Linked DNA regions of Homo sapiens: region 1 is linked to region 2. Evidence: read pairs that join two places in POLR2A ChIA-PET (ENCODE). Cell type or tissue: OCI-LY7. All regions are shown on one strand. Each heading gives the region's core, and the rest is flanking DNA. Links, peaks and the distances in the headings are about the cores only.

The links. Peaks named below come from ENCODE experiments on the same cell type or tissue, not always from the same donor. Only the 100,000 strongest peaks of a DNase experiment are listed, where the experiment ranks them.
Region 1: POLR2A ChIA-PET joins it to region 2 with 10 read pairs; 2 of 35 experiments call an interaction of 5 or more read pairs at or near these places.

The regions. Positions count from the first base shown.
Region 1 is chr2:60,952,866-60,960,915 of GRCh38, reverse strand. PUS10 (pseudouridine synthase 10) reads left to right here. Exons shown (of 18, transcript NM_144709.4): 11 at 399-524; 12 at 5,842-5,898; 13 at 6,758-6,834; 14 at 6,928-6,983; 15 at 7,802-7,919. Among named protein-coding and RNA genes, the nearest start is that of PEX13, 61 kb to the left of the region's middle. In OCI-LY7, for the core only: no CTCF peak of the experiment used is centred there; no DNase peak of the experiment used is centred there.
Region 2 is chr2:61,523,415-61,531,464 of GRCh38, reverse strand. It overlaps XPO1 (exportin 1), which reads left to right. Exons shown (of 25, transcript NM_003400.4): 3 at 4,944-5,045. Among named protein-coding and RNA genes, the nearest start is that of XPO1, 11 kb to the left of the region's middle. In OCI-LY7, for the core only: no CTCF peak of the experiment used is centred there; no DNase peak of the experiment used is centred there; H3K27ac peaks cover 540 bases.

The DNA.
Region 1 (8,050 bases), core at 2,474-4,973, 570 kb after region 2:
TACCTGCCTTACTGTAGCTTTACTCATCAGGTGTAAAAGCAAGTTTGGTTGCGTTTTTTTTTTTTTTTTTTTATCCTTGGTATATTCATAATATTATATAACTTGTTTAGTCAGCCAATCAAATTAAATATATTGAGCATTCCTTTCAAACTCATTTGATGTACCATTCATATCATATATTTACCCATCTATTTTATTGTTACTTTAAACCTTTTTATTTAATTATCTACATGTATATGTCCCAGGTCTCCAAATTGGATTGTTAGTTAGGTAAAGGATAGGCCTTGTTTTATATCGTAGCACTTAGGATATTGGCCCTTATAGTTGTTGCTTCTCTTTTTATCCTACCATGTTAATTACTCCATTCCATCCAGGCTATCTGATTATTTCTTTCTCAGGGAGATATAATAAATACTCCAGGAATCTACCACAAACTCCTTGGATAATTGATGGAGAAAGGAAGCTGGAATCTTCAGTGGAAGAATTAATTTCAGATCATCTGTTGGCAGTATTTAAAGCAGAGAGTAAGTGTTACGATCTTCATACTTTTCTTTCTTTTTTTTTTTTTTTTTGAGATAGGGGCTTGCTTTGTCAACTAGGCTAGATTGCAGTAGCACGATCACAGCTTATGGCAGCCTTGACTTCCTGGGCTCAAACGATCTGCCCACCTTGGCCTCCTAAAGTCCTGGGATTATAGGCATGAGCCACCCCACCTGACCTAATCTTCATATTTTATTCTCTCTCTCTTTTTTTTTTTTTTTTTTTTGAGAGAGCCTGTCACCCAGGCTGGAGTGCAGCCTCAATCTCCCAGGCTCAAGCAACCCTCCCATTTCAGTCTCCTGAGTAGCTGGGACCACAGGTATGCACCACCATGCTCGGTTATTTTTTAACATATTTTTAGAGATTGGGGGGTCTCACTATGTTGCCCAGGCTGGTCTCGAACTCCTGGGCTCAAGTGATCCTCCTGCCTGGGCTTCCCAAAGTGCTGGGATTATAGGCATGAGCCACTGCACTTGGCCATATATTTAATACACTGACATTCATGAATAGATTTCTTGGGGGTGGCAGGAAAGATTTCTATATTTTGTTAATCACTACCAAGTCTGGGCCTCTTGGCCATAGGCTTCCTGTGCCTATGGCATCATGTTCTGGGTGCCGCTGGCCTGGGCTGGATTTCAGCCAAGGCACTCGAGAATATCTGCCTGTCCTCTCTCAAGATGATTGCTCTGCCGAGTGCAGTGGTGCGCACCTGCAATCCCAGCACTCTGGGTGGCTGAGGCGGGCGAATCACTTGCAGCCAGGAATTCAAGACCAGCCTGGGCAACATGGTGAGACCCTGTGTCTACTAAAAATACAAAAATCAGCTGGGCATGGTGGTGCGCACCAATAGTCCCAGCTACTTGGAAGGCTGAGGCACGAATCGCTTGAACCCAGGAGGCAGAGGTTGCAGTGTGCTGAGCTCGCACTACTGCACTCCAGCCTGGACGAAAGAGTGAGACTCTGCCTAAAAAAATAAAAAATAAATTTGAAAAATGACTGTTCTCTCCTGGGGAAATTCAAAACAACTGAAACTACTTTAAATGAATGCACCTAAGCCCTGACCTTGGTACACCTCAGCCTTGGCCTCTTTGGGGGAATATGAGGAAATTAAAACACATCTTCCACATCCAGTGCTTCTTCAAGAGTAATCACTGGCAAGTGTTTGGCTTCTCTCTTAACCTGTAAAGTGTCCTGGAATAAAGTTCAGGCCTAGAGAAAGTAAATCAACAGCAGCCATTTTACAAAGACTGAATGGCAGCTGTAATGTTTTTGAATTTAGGTATTAACGAGCCCAGGTTCATGGGATGAGTCAGGTTCCATCAGGTTTATGTTTTCCTTGTCTCAACAGGCCTGTCAGGTCAAAGGCAGCATAATGTCTTGTGATTTCAATTGCAGGAAATGGTGTTACACGTCAGGAAAAACTGCAGGGCATGGATGATATTACTCTTTGGAATGAGGCTCCTAGTATAATTAGAAAACCTTTTTTTTTTGAGACAGAGTCTTACTTTGTTGCCCAGGCTCTAGTGTAGTAGTGTGATCACGGCTCACTGCAGCCTTTAGCTCCTGGGCTTAAGCAATCCTCCTGCCTCAGCCTCCCAAGTAGCTGGGACTACAGGCATGTGCCACCATGCCTGGCTAATTTTTTTGTATTTTTTGTGGAGATGGAGTTTTGCCATGTTGCCAAGGCTAGTCTCAAACTCCCGAGCTCAAGCAATCCATCTGCCTTGGCCTCTCAAAGCGCTGAGATTACAGGCGTGAACCACCACACTCAGCCAGAAAACCTTTTTGTGACAGACCAGCTAGAAATCCATCCTTCTCTCTGAAAGACCTTAAGATAAGCATGCTTTGATAATGACAAACACATGGTCTAGATGAGACATGGCTGACCCTTCCAGCTCCCTGACTTGCAAGGAGGAAAGAGAAACACTTCAAACCACATCCCTCTTATAATTTGTTGCCTATCACAGAGGTGGCCCTTCTTTAAGGGTCTTTAAGAATTGTTTACTGAATGGAAAAAAGAGTATACCAGCACCCTAATATTTTCCAAAATCTTAGCAGTAAAGACCCTGGGCTTTGCCATGAGCTTTTACCCGCTTAATTTGGTATTTACAAATGGATTATCACATAAGACTTATGCAGGTTATGAAGGGATGAAAATAAAGCGTTAGCACAAAAAGTTTCATTTGGATTCTTTTTGGGGCCACCTGTCACGCCAAGTGTCAGGTTCCAGCCCAAGCTGAAGACCGAGAGGAGTGGGCGGATGAGTGGTGGGCAGCTGAAAGAACACTTAAGGAATCTTAGGGAGTTTTGGACATGGCTTTATTCTCTCTCTCTGGGCAAAAGCCCAGGCACGAGACATATGTACAGCATCAGCAGGGTAGTTATACCTTTTACAGACAATAGTGGCTCCGAGCCAAGCAAAAGTTCATGTGAGTGATCACCTAATGTGCCTCACGTGGCATGGTTACATAATGTGTGGGGTTGTGCACCTGTGCACCAAACCTACTGAGTCATGCTGTGCTGGAAGCCTGCCTCAGTCTACTCCTGACTAAAACACAGCCATTTCCCTTATACTCCACCCCCTGGGCTGAGGGTGTCCTCTGGGCAGGGACACACGGCCATAGGGCAGAGCCCTGAGTCCATAACTCACAACAACAATACAGAGAGCAACAGATCACCACTAGGATCCCAGCTATGCTACTTATGTCTACCAGGGCACAGCGTAGGCTAGAGCCTAGGGATGCCCGCCATCTCTGCAGGGGGTCATCAGTAAAACCCTTGACTGTCTTAATCTCCCGTGAGACCCATTGCAGGGCTGCTTTTACGTTCTGCCGATTATCTGGGATAAAGGTACAGCACCGTGTTATGTTTACACAGGCCGTGACAGGTAGCCATCCCAGTGGTGTTAACCCAGTGTTGCTCTGGGCACCACAGTGCCTGGGCTGGGGGTACTACATGTTCCCCCACTAGCCAGCTCCACCCATCATAAATGCTATGAGCCAGCCAGGGGGCAGGTGTGTCATGGGTCTTGCAGCATCCTTTGTCCAAGGCTTGTGCATCGCGTTCCAGGCATCAGCACACGAGGACCACTGCAGATTAGCTGAACCACTTATAGTTCCTGATCATTCTTGCCCTTGATACTGTTTCTTAGGGGGATGAGACAAGGCATAATGGGAGTTGAAAAAACTCAACCAAGTTTTAAGCATGTATTTTCTAATACTTAAGGGAGTGGCTTCTTTTCCTTTTTTGTCAGCTGCTATTTATAATTGCACACTAATAAGTTTTCAGGTTTACCTCCCAGGTTTCTCTCACTCTGGAGTCCAAGGATGTTTCCTTAATTTTCAGGTTTGAAACATTTTTCTTTTTTTTTCTTTCTTTTTTTTTTTTTTTTTTTTTTTTTTGAGATGGAGTCTCGCTCTGTCACCCGGGCTGGAGTGCAGTGGTGTGATCTCGGCTCACTGCAAGCTCAGCCTCCCAGGTTCACGCCATTCTCCTACCTCAGCCTCCCAAGTAGCTGGGACTACAGGCACACGCCACCACACCCAGCTAATTTTTTTGTATTTTTAGTAGAGACAGGTTTCACCAAGTTAGCCAGGATGGTCTCGATCTTCTGACTTCGTGATCCACCTGCCTTAGCCTCCCAAAGTGCTGGGATTACAGGCGTGAGCCACCGCACCCAGCCTGGTTTGAAACATTTTTCTAAAAGATCAGTAAATATGGCTTCTCCTTTAGTCTGAATCAAATGCTTTTGTGGCCTTCTCAAGGGCCTAGCTTTCTACACCTCTTTCTTACTGATGGGCTGGAATTTGTGGGAAGTTTTATGGCTGACTTATGAATTTAAGATTTCTGCTCCTTCAGTAACTAGTAGACTTATTTCTTTGAGGCCTGTTCATTCCCTTCACCCCTGCCAGTCACAGGTTCTTGTTCAGTCACTGTGGACACCCTGTTTTCCTGACGGGGCTGACCGGGAGACAGGGGTGGGCAGCTGTAAGACAAATCCTAGCCCCAAGGAGTCTGCATCTTCAGCTTCCCAGATGCCCTTTTTGAATTCACCATTGAACTATGGCCATCCATCTGTTGTTAGCACTACAGGTTGAGTCTGTTGACTCTGATTAGAAGATACCGATATTGCTATGGATTTATTAGTAACTTCACACTGGAGTGTAAACACAGAAGGGAGAGTTTTTTGGGACTTAGTGGTTCACAGACTCCTACATCCTGCCTGGCCTAGTTCTATATCTAAAAAAGTTGTTGTGTAAGCCCCTTACATTTTTTTTTTTTTTAATTTTCTCCTTCCAATATTTGCAGCTTTTAGTCCGTGACGATCAACTTATCGCAGAGCATACGCTGGTTCTGTCATGGTCCCAGCTTTGGTTTCATGACATGTATAATCATATATAATGAATTTGCTTCTTAGAGTCAAACCTTTTTTTCCCTCCTTTTCCTTTCATGGTGTTTAATTCTTAAATAATGACTGTTTTTGCTTTGTTCTAAGGAAAGAAAGAAAGATTATAGAGTTTTCACCATACGCTTATGGCCAGAGGGGTGGTGGGCTCTTCTTCCAAACAGGACTCTGCCTTGGCGTTCCCATGGGATGGTAGTTAAGGTTGGATTTTAACGTCAGAAACACCTAGCTCTGCCATTTACTTGTGTGACCTTGGGAACATTACCTAACTTTTCTGAAGCTTGGTGTTCTTTTATTTTATACCTACTTTATAAGGTTATAATAAGGATTAAATAGTACATGGTCCAGGTGCAGTGGCTCACACCTATAATCCCGGTGCTTTGGTAGGCCAAAGCAGGAGAATAGCTTGAATTCAGGAGTTAAAGACCAGTCTGGGCAACAAAGCAAGACCTCATCTCTACAAAAATTTAAAAATTAGCCAGGTGTGCTGGTGTGCACTTGTGATCCCAGCTACTTGGGAGGCTGAGACAAGAGGATTGATTGGGCCCAGGAGTTTGAGGCTGCAGTGGGCCATGATCACGCTGCTGCACTCCAGCCTGGGTGACAGAGTAAGATCTCATTTCTAAAAATAAATAAATAAATAAATAAAATTTAAATTATATATATAACATTTTTAGTCCAATGCCTGGCATATAATAAGTTCTCAATAAATGGTGTTTACTATTAGCATTACTATTTTTAGTAGAGATTGACATTAGAGGTGGGATGATGACTCTCCCTGGGGATTCTCCTATAGATTGTTCAAGACCTTCAGTTGGGTTTCTAGCAAAGGTTGGGAATGAATATCTTAGAGCTATGATGTCTCTAATTTTTTTTTCTTTATCTGCTTTTCAAAGGTTTTAATTTTTCATCCTCTGGAAGAGAAGATGTAGATGTGAGAACATTAGGAAATGGTAAGACTGCAACAGCATCACCTGATTAGAACTAACTTTCTGATTATCATCCTTTCTAGACAGCAGGCTTAGCATAGTCACTCAGTGAAAAACAAAGTGAGCAAGGCCCAGAGCTTCTCCAAGGGAGGAAGCTTTGTGGATTATGGAGGCCCCTTTATGAATTATATGAAATACACCTTAACAGGAATCATTTCTTCAGAGGCCATCCTGATTGCATACCTATAGGTTATAAGGGACTTGCATGTGCATTAACAAAGAGGTGCTTGATTTTTTTTCCAAAAGTTTGATTATTAATTTTTTCATTTAATAACATTTCAGAAGGACCAGTACAGTTTTCAGAATGTACATCTTCATTTAAAAAGTGATTCTGCTGTCTTAACCTTCATGTCTCTCATTTTACCCTATTGCATTACCAGAAAGATGATGACATTTAATCCTGAACTGTTTGAGGCTTATAGTTCCTTCCTCTCATGGAACCAAAGCTTTTCCATTTCACTAGTGGATCAGGCTAGAAGGATGGATTTCAACAGGGCATTGCTGCATGTGACAACTTTACATTAGTGTAACTAAGTTAATTAGTGGTTATTTAAACTGTGTTTTGTAATTAACACAGGCTTGTTCATGGGCCTTTGGGGAAGCAGTCATTTTCACATATTGCCTGTGCTGGGGTTTAGCAGCCCTGCAAAAAGCCCCTTGATTCTTCTCACACATTCTTCCCTCCCTCAGATGTAGTCATGTCACTAAACTTTCAGTCCTCTAGAGCTCAACCCACTTTTCACACCTCCTAACCCTCTTGCATTAGCCCAAATGTTAACTCCATCAACACGTTTCTGTTTCATGACGGGGTGTGTGCTGCCAGGAAGGCCCTTTGCAATTGAGCTGGTGAATCCTCATAGAGTACATTTCACTTCACAAGAAATTAAGGAACTTCAGCAGGTAAACCACTTCATGCCATGGAAATCGTCATGTTTCTGCAATTCTGTAACTGAGCTAGACTTGCTAATTGTTTTTCTTTTTCTGCTACTACAGAAAATTAATAACTCATCTAACAAAATCCAAGTACGTGACTTGCAGCTTGTCACAAGGTAAGAGTAGGCTCATTGGAGATGATTTCAAAAGGGACGTTTTAGTTGCAGGTCACATATCTTGATAAGGGAATTGCATCCAGAATATATAAAGAACTCTTAACAACACAACTACAAATGGGGAAATGATTAAGTAGACATTTCTCCAAGGAGGATATAGGAATAGCCAATTAACATATGAAAAAATGCTCAACATAATTAGTCATTGGGGAAATGCAAATCTTAACCACTTCTAGATATTATATATACAAGAGAAATGAAAACAAACATCCACACAAAGACTTGTACATGAATATTTATAATAGCATTATTCACAATAGCAAAGAAGTGGAAAACTACCCAAGTGTCTATGAATAAACAAAATGTGATATATCCATACAATGGAATATTATTTGGTAATGAAAAGGAATGAAGTCCTGACACATGCTGCAAGCTGGGTGAGCCTTGAAAACATTATGAAATGAAAGGAGCCAGTCACCAAGCACCACGTACTGTATGATTTCATTATGTGAAATGTTCAGAATAGGTAAATCTATAGAGATACAAAGTCAGTTAATGGTTGTCTAGGGCTGGGGGAGAATAATAATGAGAAGTGACACTAATGGGTACAAAGTTTCTTTTTCAGGGTGATGAAAGTATTCTAAAACTAGATTGTGGTAATAGCTGCACAACTCTGAAAACATACTAAAAATCATTGAATTGTACAGTTAAAACTGGGAAATTATATGTAAACTGTTTTTAAAGAAAGGCTAATTCAGGGCAAGGTTTTTTTGTATTTTGTTTATTTGGACAAACTTCTAAAAATTGTTTTTGTTTAGAGAGGCAATAGGACATATGAAAGAAGGTGAAGAAGAAAAGACAAAGACCTACAGTGCCTTAATTTGGACAAATAAAGCGATACAGAAGAAAGACATTGAATTCCTAAATGACATAAAGGTAGTTTAAGTGTGCTTATTCTTTTTATTTCATTTTTCTGTTGCCTATCAAAGATCCCATTGTCTTCTAATTTATTACTAGCAAGTCACAGGGCATGGGCTTTGGGGTCAGCAAGACCTGGGTTCCAAGCC
Region 2 (8,050 bases), core at 3,260-5,759:
ACTGCTTTTAATAATGTTTCATAGTATTAAGAAATTTAATGGTTTGTTTTAAAATTGACTTGTTAATAAAAAGTAGATTAAGAAAAGTGTTTCTAAATTTTTTTGTTTGTAAGGACAATAGGTTAACTTTCCCAAAGTAAAAGGATTTTGTCTGCAGTAGTTAATAGATCATGTGACAAAATCAGTTGCGTAGAAATAACTAGCAAACTTATTTTGTATTATAAATGAAGAAACAAGATTTAGAGCTTAAAGCTGGTTAAGGAGTCCTTTTGGTCTCTAAAAGTCCTATGTCGTTAGTTCAGTCTACTTTTCGTTTACCACCTCCTTGGGGGTCTTATTTCAAAGGAAAAGGAGTAGTAGTAGCAGCGAGCTGCTATAGTGGAAAACATGATTTTTAGTGTTAGACGTCTTAATTTGATTCTTGGAAGCTCTCTCTAGTCATTGCTTAAGTCCCATGTACAAATATGACCTGTCCTACAAGAGATTGGAGGGTTAGTTATGAGGTTTAAAAGCACCTATTACAGTGCTTGATAGGTAGAAGGCACTCAGCTTAAAGGGTACATTTAGCAGTATAATGAAAATGATTTAGCATATGTGATACTCATTGCTTAAAATTAAAAAAATTTTTTTTTTGCTACTCATAAAATATGCACTAATGACAAGAAAAATTTATTATGCTAATTAAGCTTTTAAAGTCAACTGGGAAAAAAAGCTGTAGGTAGGTTTTTTTTTTTTTAAAGGAATGTGTAACTTGGGGGAGGGGAAGAAATTATTTACAAGGGTGACTTTTAATCTGTAGACAGAACTTCTGCATACATGGTTAGTATAGTAGGATATTTAGCAGTGTAACATTAGGACTACCCTCTACCCTCTGTTATCAGCATTTTTCTATTTTTAGCCAAGTAGACAGCTAGAAAAAAGATGCGGGAAGAGTTGGATGTTTTCTCCAATATTGTGTTCTGTTAAAGATCTTGAACTCTATTGCTTAGCAACTAAAATGCTTTCACCATTCAGTTAGTAGTACAAGGGAGATGCTAGGTTTTCTCTCTTTAGTTTGCTTTTGTGTCTTTTTTTTTTAAACCCCTGCTGGGGTTTTAAGTTTATAAAGAACATTATGTAAGAATGGTGGGATTAGAATAAATCAGAATGCAAATACTAGAAGTAGCATCAGAGAGTAAAATTACAACTAACAGGAAAGAATATTATTTATGTAGCGATTGATGTGAGTGGTGATAGTGTGGGAAGTATTTGATTCTGTGTAGAATGCTTATCACTTCAAAGCATCTGACAAAATGGTAACTTGACCAAGTAACTTTTACTGTGTGAGGATCTTTGATACAACTTTTCCTCTAGTTAGATAAGGTTATCTAGCTAGATATTCTCAGGGAGAAGACCAAAACACTGCTAAAATGTGCTTTGGCCCTAGATAAGCCACATCATTATTCTTTCGGCCTTCTGTCATTTCTCATATGACACATTATGCCCATCAGTCCTTTAATGAAATCAAATAGAAATGTGTATGATTGTATTTTAAAGTATACACATTAACTCTTGTAACCACAGACTCACAATGGAAGCAGGCGTCTGATCTTTTCAGGCAACCACAGTGGTTCTGGTGGGTTTCTGGGTAGAGAACAACCATATAAGTTATTGAGTGTGTAGCAGTGTGTTTTCCTGATTGATGTATGGGATAGTCATGAATGTGGTATTGTATTTCCTACCTGAGGAAAAGGTCATGATTAAAATAAAGCATCAAAGCCAGGATAAGCATATAATTTCTTTCTTTTTTTTTTTTTTTGTAATGAGACAGAGTCTCACTCTGTAGCCCAGGCTGGAGTGCAGTGGTGTGATCTCAAATCACTGCAACCTCCGCCTTCCGGGTCCTGGTTCAAGCAATTCTCCTGCCTCAGCCTCCTGAGTAACTGGGATTACAAGTACGCCCCACCATGCCCAGCTAATTTTTGAATTTTTAGTAGAGACGGGGTTTCACCATGTTGGCCAGGCTGGTCTTGAACTTCTGACCTCGTGATCCACCCACCTTGGCCACCCAAAGTGTTGGGATTACAGGCGTGAGCCACGGTGCCCACCCGAGCATACGATTGTTTTAAAAAAGACTAGAATAAAAGCCAAGCTAAAGATTATAAGGTATCTTTGTCAGAAATGGTTGTGAGAGTGCTTCCTACCCTGTTTTTGATGCTTTATTGTTTATAACCATAGAATTAAACCCATGATAAAGTAAAGTATAAGAGAAAGATAACTGACAGATTTTAAAGTCATCAAACTTTTTTCTTGCTCTGTCACACAGGCTGGAGCACAATGGCTTGATCACAGCTCACTGCAGCCTTGACTTCCCAGGCTCAATCTTCCCACCTCAGCCTCCTGAGTAGCTGGGACCATAAGTGCGTGTCCCACCACACCTGGCTCATTATTAATTTTTCTTTGTTGCCCAGGCTGGTCTTGAACTCCTGGGATTACAGACATGAGCCACCACACCTGGTCCAAACTTTTTGCTTACAACTTTTAATAGAAATAGGTAAAAGAAATAGGAAGGATCTAATTGAGTTATAAAACAACCTTTAAAGATACAAAAGTGAAAAAGATTAAGCCATTGCTTTTTGTCAATAGAATTAAAAGCTGTTGGTAAAAATATTAATGTATGAAAAACTTATTGAAATGAAAAAACTATATATATATATATATATATATATATATATATATATATATATATATAAATAAAATGTCGACATGGCTGGATCTTAAAAACTGTCAAATGAAAAAAACTAATTGCAGGAAAGATTTTTTTTTTTTTTTTGAGAGGGAGTCTCACGCAGTCAACCCAGGTTGGAGTGCACTGGGGCAATCTTCCTGATTCTTGGGGAATCTTGGCTCACTGCAACCTCCGCTCCTGGATTCAAGCGATTCTCCTGCCTCAGCCTCCCGAGTAGCTGGGACTATAGGCGCACGCCACCATTCCCGGCTAGTTTTTGTATTTTTAGTAGAGATGGGGTTTCGCCATATTGGTCAGGATGGTCTTGAACTCCTGACCTTGTGATCTGCTCACCTCGGCCTCCCATAGTGCCAGGATTACAGGCGTAAGCCACCGTGCCCAGCCTAAAAGATTTTTAAGTATACTATTAACATAAAATTTGGTAGCCGTACAACCCTATTCATGAAATTTACACACATGCCGTGAAAATGTGGACAGGAAAAGACACACTAAGTTCATGATGAAAGCCATTACTTTTTAAAGAAGGAACAAAGGTGTAATCCCAGCACTTTGGGGAGGCTGAGGCAGGCGGGTCACGAGGTCAGGAGTTCAAGACCAGCCTGGCCAATACAGTGAAACCCTGTCTCTACTGAAAATACAAAAATTAGCCAGGCGTGGTGGCAGGTGCCTGTAGTCCCAGCTACTTGGGAGGCTGAGGCAGGAGAATTGCTTGAACCCGGGAGGTGAAGGTTGCAGTGAGTCGAGATCCTGCCATTGCACTCCAGCCTGGGTGACAGAGCAAGACTCCAACTTTAAAAAAAAAAAAGAGAGAAAAAAGGAATAAAGGAAGGAAATGGCACTAGGGAAAGGCACAAAGATGACTTCCATAAACTTTAGTTATTTTATGCTAAAAGAAAATCTGATACAAGCACAAGATGATGACTACGTAGATTAGTATTTCTGGGTTGCATGTTAAAAATATGAAAATAAAAACGGAAATAGTTTCCAAAACAAAGATTTTATATATGAAATTAGTGAAATTTCAGAATGGAGAAAGGATGGTTACAATAAATGTTAGGAGCCCTCTTTAAAGAGCTCAAATGGTATGTAAGTATTTGGGATTTGTGGTTTAATTAGACCTAGTTTTCAGCAGTCTTTCCATGAAATGTATTTTTGTATTTAGAGAGATCTTGGTAACTCTTGTAAAGCAGAGTGTCCTGCTACATTACATAACTTACCTAAGTAGGTGTGCTTTTTTTTGTTTTTCTAGAGACAGGGTCTCTGCTCTTTCACCCAGGCTGAAGTGTAGTGGCACCATCATAGCTCGGTGCAACCTTGATTTCCAGGGCTCAAGTGATCCTCCCATCTCGGTCTCCTGAGTAGTTAGGACTATAGGTGCAAGCCACCATGTGCAGCTTTCTTTTTTTTTTTTTTTTGGAGAGTCATGGCCTCGTTACATTGCCTGTCACCTAGACTGGCCAGCTGGTCTTGAACCCCTGGCCTCAAGTGGTCCTCCTGCCTCAGTCTCCCAAAGTATTGGGATTACAGGCATGAAACACTGCTACTGGCCTAGATAAGAATTTTTATATTGTTTTTGGTTGATTTAAGTGCTGAGAACTTATTTGCTTCAGAATAGATCTTTGGTTGAAATGCAGTTCAGTTTTGAGACTAAAAAATAAACCAGATTTACTCCCAAAAATGTTACTGTTTCAAATAAGTAAAATATTTGCACCTTTAAAGATTAGGAGTTGGCTGGGCATGGTGGCTCACTCCTATAATCTCAGCACTTTGGGAGGCCAAGGCAGGCAGATCACCTGAGGTCAGGAGTTCAAGACCAGCCTGGCCAACATGGTGAAACCCCATCTCTACTAAAAATACAAAAATTAGCTGGCTGTGGTGGCACCTGCCTATAATCCCAGCTACTCAGGAGGCTGAGGCGGGAGAATCGCTTGAACCCAGGAGGCAGAGGTTGCAGGGTGCTGAGATCGCACCACTGCAGTCCAGCCTGGGTGATAGAGCCAAGACTCTGTCTCAAAAAAAAAAAAAAAAAATTGGGAGTCATATTTATATAATTTTATTTCTATTTCTGTAAGGTCTAATTTTTGAGTATTTCTGAACATCAATAATAGAATCTCTGTCCAATTAGAATTTGTGCCTTGCTCAGTAGTTTTCATTTTAATGAATGATTCAAAAGAATACATTAGCTTAAGTTTTGTTTTTTTTAATAATATTTTAGCAAAGAATGGCTCAAGAAGTACTGACACATTTAAAGGAGCATCCTGATGCTTGGACAAGAGTCGACACAATTTTGGAATTTTCTCAGAATATGAATACGAAAGTAAGCAAGTGGTGGTTTTAAAATCTGTTATTTCTTTTCTTCCAGTCATAAACTTTGAGGAAGGTATCTCATTTTTAGTATTAGCATTTGTTATCTCAAATTATTTTATATTGTTAATTTGTTTCAAAATTTAGTCTTAAGCATATAATTAATTCTTGCAAATAGTCCTAAGAATTATGAATGAAGTTTTGTAATGGGACTAGTATGCAAGGTGGCTTTTTTGGTTGTCTGATTTTGTTTTTTTCTTTTTAGTATATGTATACAGGTCTAAGTAGCATAAATTCTGAATGTTATTCAGAGATTAAACATAACATTAAGGAATTATTTTGGGCAAGTAATCAATATAATACAGGCCAGGCACCTCTGACACCAAGTTGTGTGGACAGCTTAAAACCCTACTCCATGGCATTGGGCTTCTAATGGGACAGCACTCAGTTTTTATTTACAATGGAAAATGTTATAATTCTGGTCCTTTTTTAAGTTTGAACAGAAGGGTTGATCAAAATGTGTTTTGTCTGTTTTAGGCTTGATGATTCACGCTTCTCTTTAAACTGCCTTAAAGTAATAAATACTATGGCATTCTGTTTAATACACGAAAGGTTTCCACTTGATATACATTGTGTTAAAACAGAAGATAGCCATATTCACATCTGTTTCTGAAACCAGACTTTGTTAATTAACAGTTTTAAAATATTAATTAGTTTTGACATCTTGTAAATTTTAGGTCAAAAATACAGTCCAGAACTTCCTCAAAGTGCTAACCTTAAGTAACATAACAGTGTTTGCCTGTTTGCTTGCCTGGTAAATTTTGCTTTTTATACTGACAGACATTACTAATGTTTAAGTTGATTTATCAACAGTATTTTTAAAAACTCAAATTTGTCTTGTGAAAAATGAGATGATTAGAGGAACAGAAAGAAAGCAACAGGTAAAGAATTCTTCAATTTACATAAATTACAAATGATTTGGTGCTAAATTTATGCACTATGACATTTGGCTTTTATGCAATCATTTTTTTTTCTTTAAAGATGTTAACACTACCTGATATTAATCATAATGTTCCATTATGTTGATTGCTTGTAATAGGAAGAAAAGGGGTGTCTTCCTGTGCAACTGACACAGCTAGGCTTTGACGGCAGGCCTCCACAAGGTCTACCCTTTTGATTCCCTTTAACTGAATTCTGTTCATCAATTGTTTTTGTTTCATGGGCGGTGGGAGGGGAAAGGGGAATTCAATGCATAAAATAAGTATTTCTAAGGGCTCAGTAGAAATTTCTACCATAGGGATCATTTCATGCATTTATTTTTTCATTTAGTCTTTGCTGTTATCTGTCCCTCATCTTCATAACTCAGCAGTGGATTTCTCAAGTTTGGAGATGTAAGGCAAAAGTATAATTCTTCAGAATGTTTGGATTGTAGTGATTTATCATTGGCTTTCAGATTTGACTGTCACTTCAGATTTTTGAGCAAAAATACTAAAAAAAAAAAGAAAAAAAATTCTTTGAAGAGACAGGACCTCTGTTGCCCAGGCTGGAGTGCAGTGGTGTGATTATAGCTCACTGTAACCTCAAACTCCTGGGCTTAAGTGACATTTCTGCCTCAACTTTCTGAGTAGCTAGGGCTACAGGTGCGTGTCACCATGCCTCGCTAACTTACCAATTTTTTTATAGAAGTGGGGTCTCCCTGTGTTGCTCAGGCTGATCTTGAACTCCTGGCCCTCCCGCCTTGGCCTCCCCAAAATGTTGGGATTACAGGCGAGGGCCACTTTGCCTGGCCCCAAATAACATTTTTTCAAAGGAATGTAAATTTTTTTTGTTTTAGTTTCATAGGCAAAGTCTTTATGTCTGGGAGAGATTGGATTTTAGGATATTATAGTAACAGATGTATTCCTTTGACCTAACCTGGGCAAAGCATTTATTGGGCTCCCTGCTTCAACCCCCTTGGCAGAAAGATGAAATATGAATTGTATCTTCATCAAGCTTATGCTACCTTTATACAGTTGTAGAAAATACAGGTTAGTAAATAGTAATTTTAGGTAACAGTATCAAATAGGAAGAAGTAAATAAAAAAGAAAGGACAGTGTCTTTCCATTAAAAATGTAAAAAAGTTTGGTTAAATAAGATGAAGTTATCTTTAAGATTTTTATTTGTAACTATATTTATGGTGGGTTTTGTTTCTTAGTGTTTTAAAGGCTTTTTAATTGATTTTTGGCAAGAGGATATATTGTAAGCAGTGCATTGCTTTGACTTACTGAGTCTTGACAATCTGATTTTGTGCCTATAAAATTAAAGAAAATGCTTAGGGTAGTATGTTTTTAAAAGCTAATTAAGAACTTCAGGCATTTGGACAACTCTCTTTTTTTTACATATTTCTCAGACCTAGACATAATAAATAGATATGTTTTTAAAAGTGAACAGGTTAGAAAGCATCACTATTTACTGCTGATTATGAAACATTTTAATAGCATCAAATTTGTAATTTTAGAATTTTGCTTTGGCCTTGTTTTTATTTTGAAAGTTTTTAAGGAATGTTCTGCAAATGTAGTACTTTAGTTGAAATGGCAAAATTTTCTTGAAGAGTGTGAAATGTTAAAATGAAAGAAAACAGCAAAAACATTCACTGTTTGAGCACAATGTAGTTTGGGACAGTCTATATTGTGCTTTGGATAAAATGAGCATTCACATGATCCCTTTGGTTGAAATACTAATGCTCCTATTTTATTGTGTAATGACTAACCATTTTAAAGATGAACTCTTATTCTCAGCCAAAACTTGCAATCTGAGGTTATATGTCTATATATGAATGAGCTTACCTTTCAGATATTATAGCTGATTCTTCCCTAATTCTCTCAGTTGAAATGTACCACAACGGTTTTGTCCCTTTTCTTCCTCCTGCCTATCCACACTAATTGGTCATAGTAATTCAGGTAGTAACTCCTGGGGCTTTATAAATTATTATAAATATTGTTGACTATTTAGAGTGAGTAATCAGCAGGAGGGACAAAA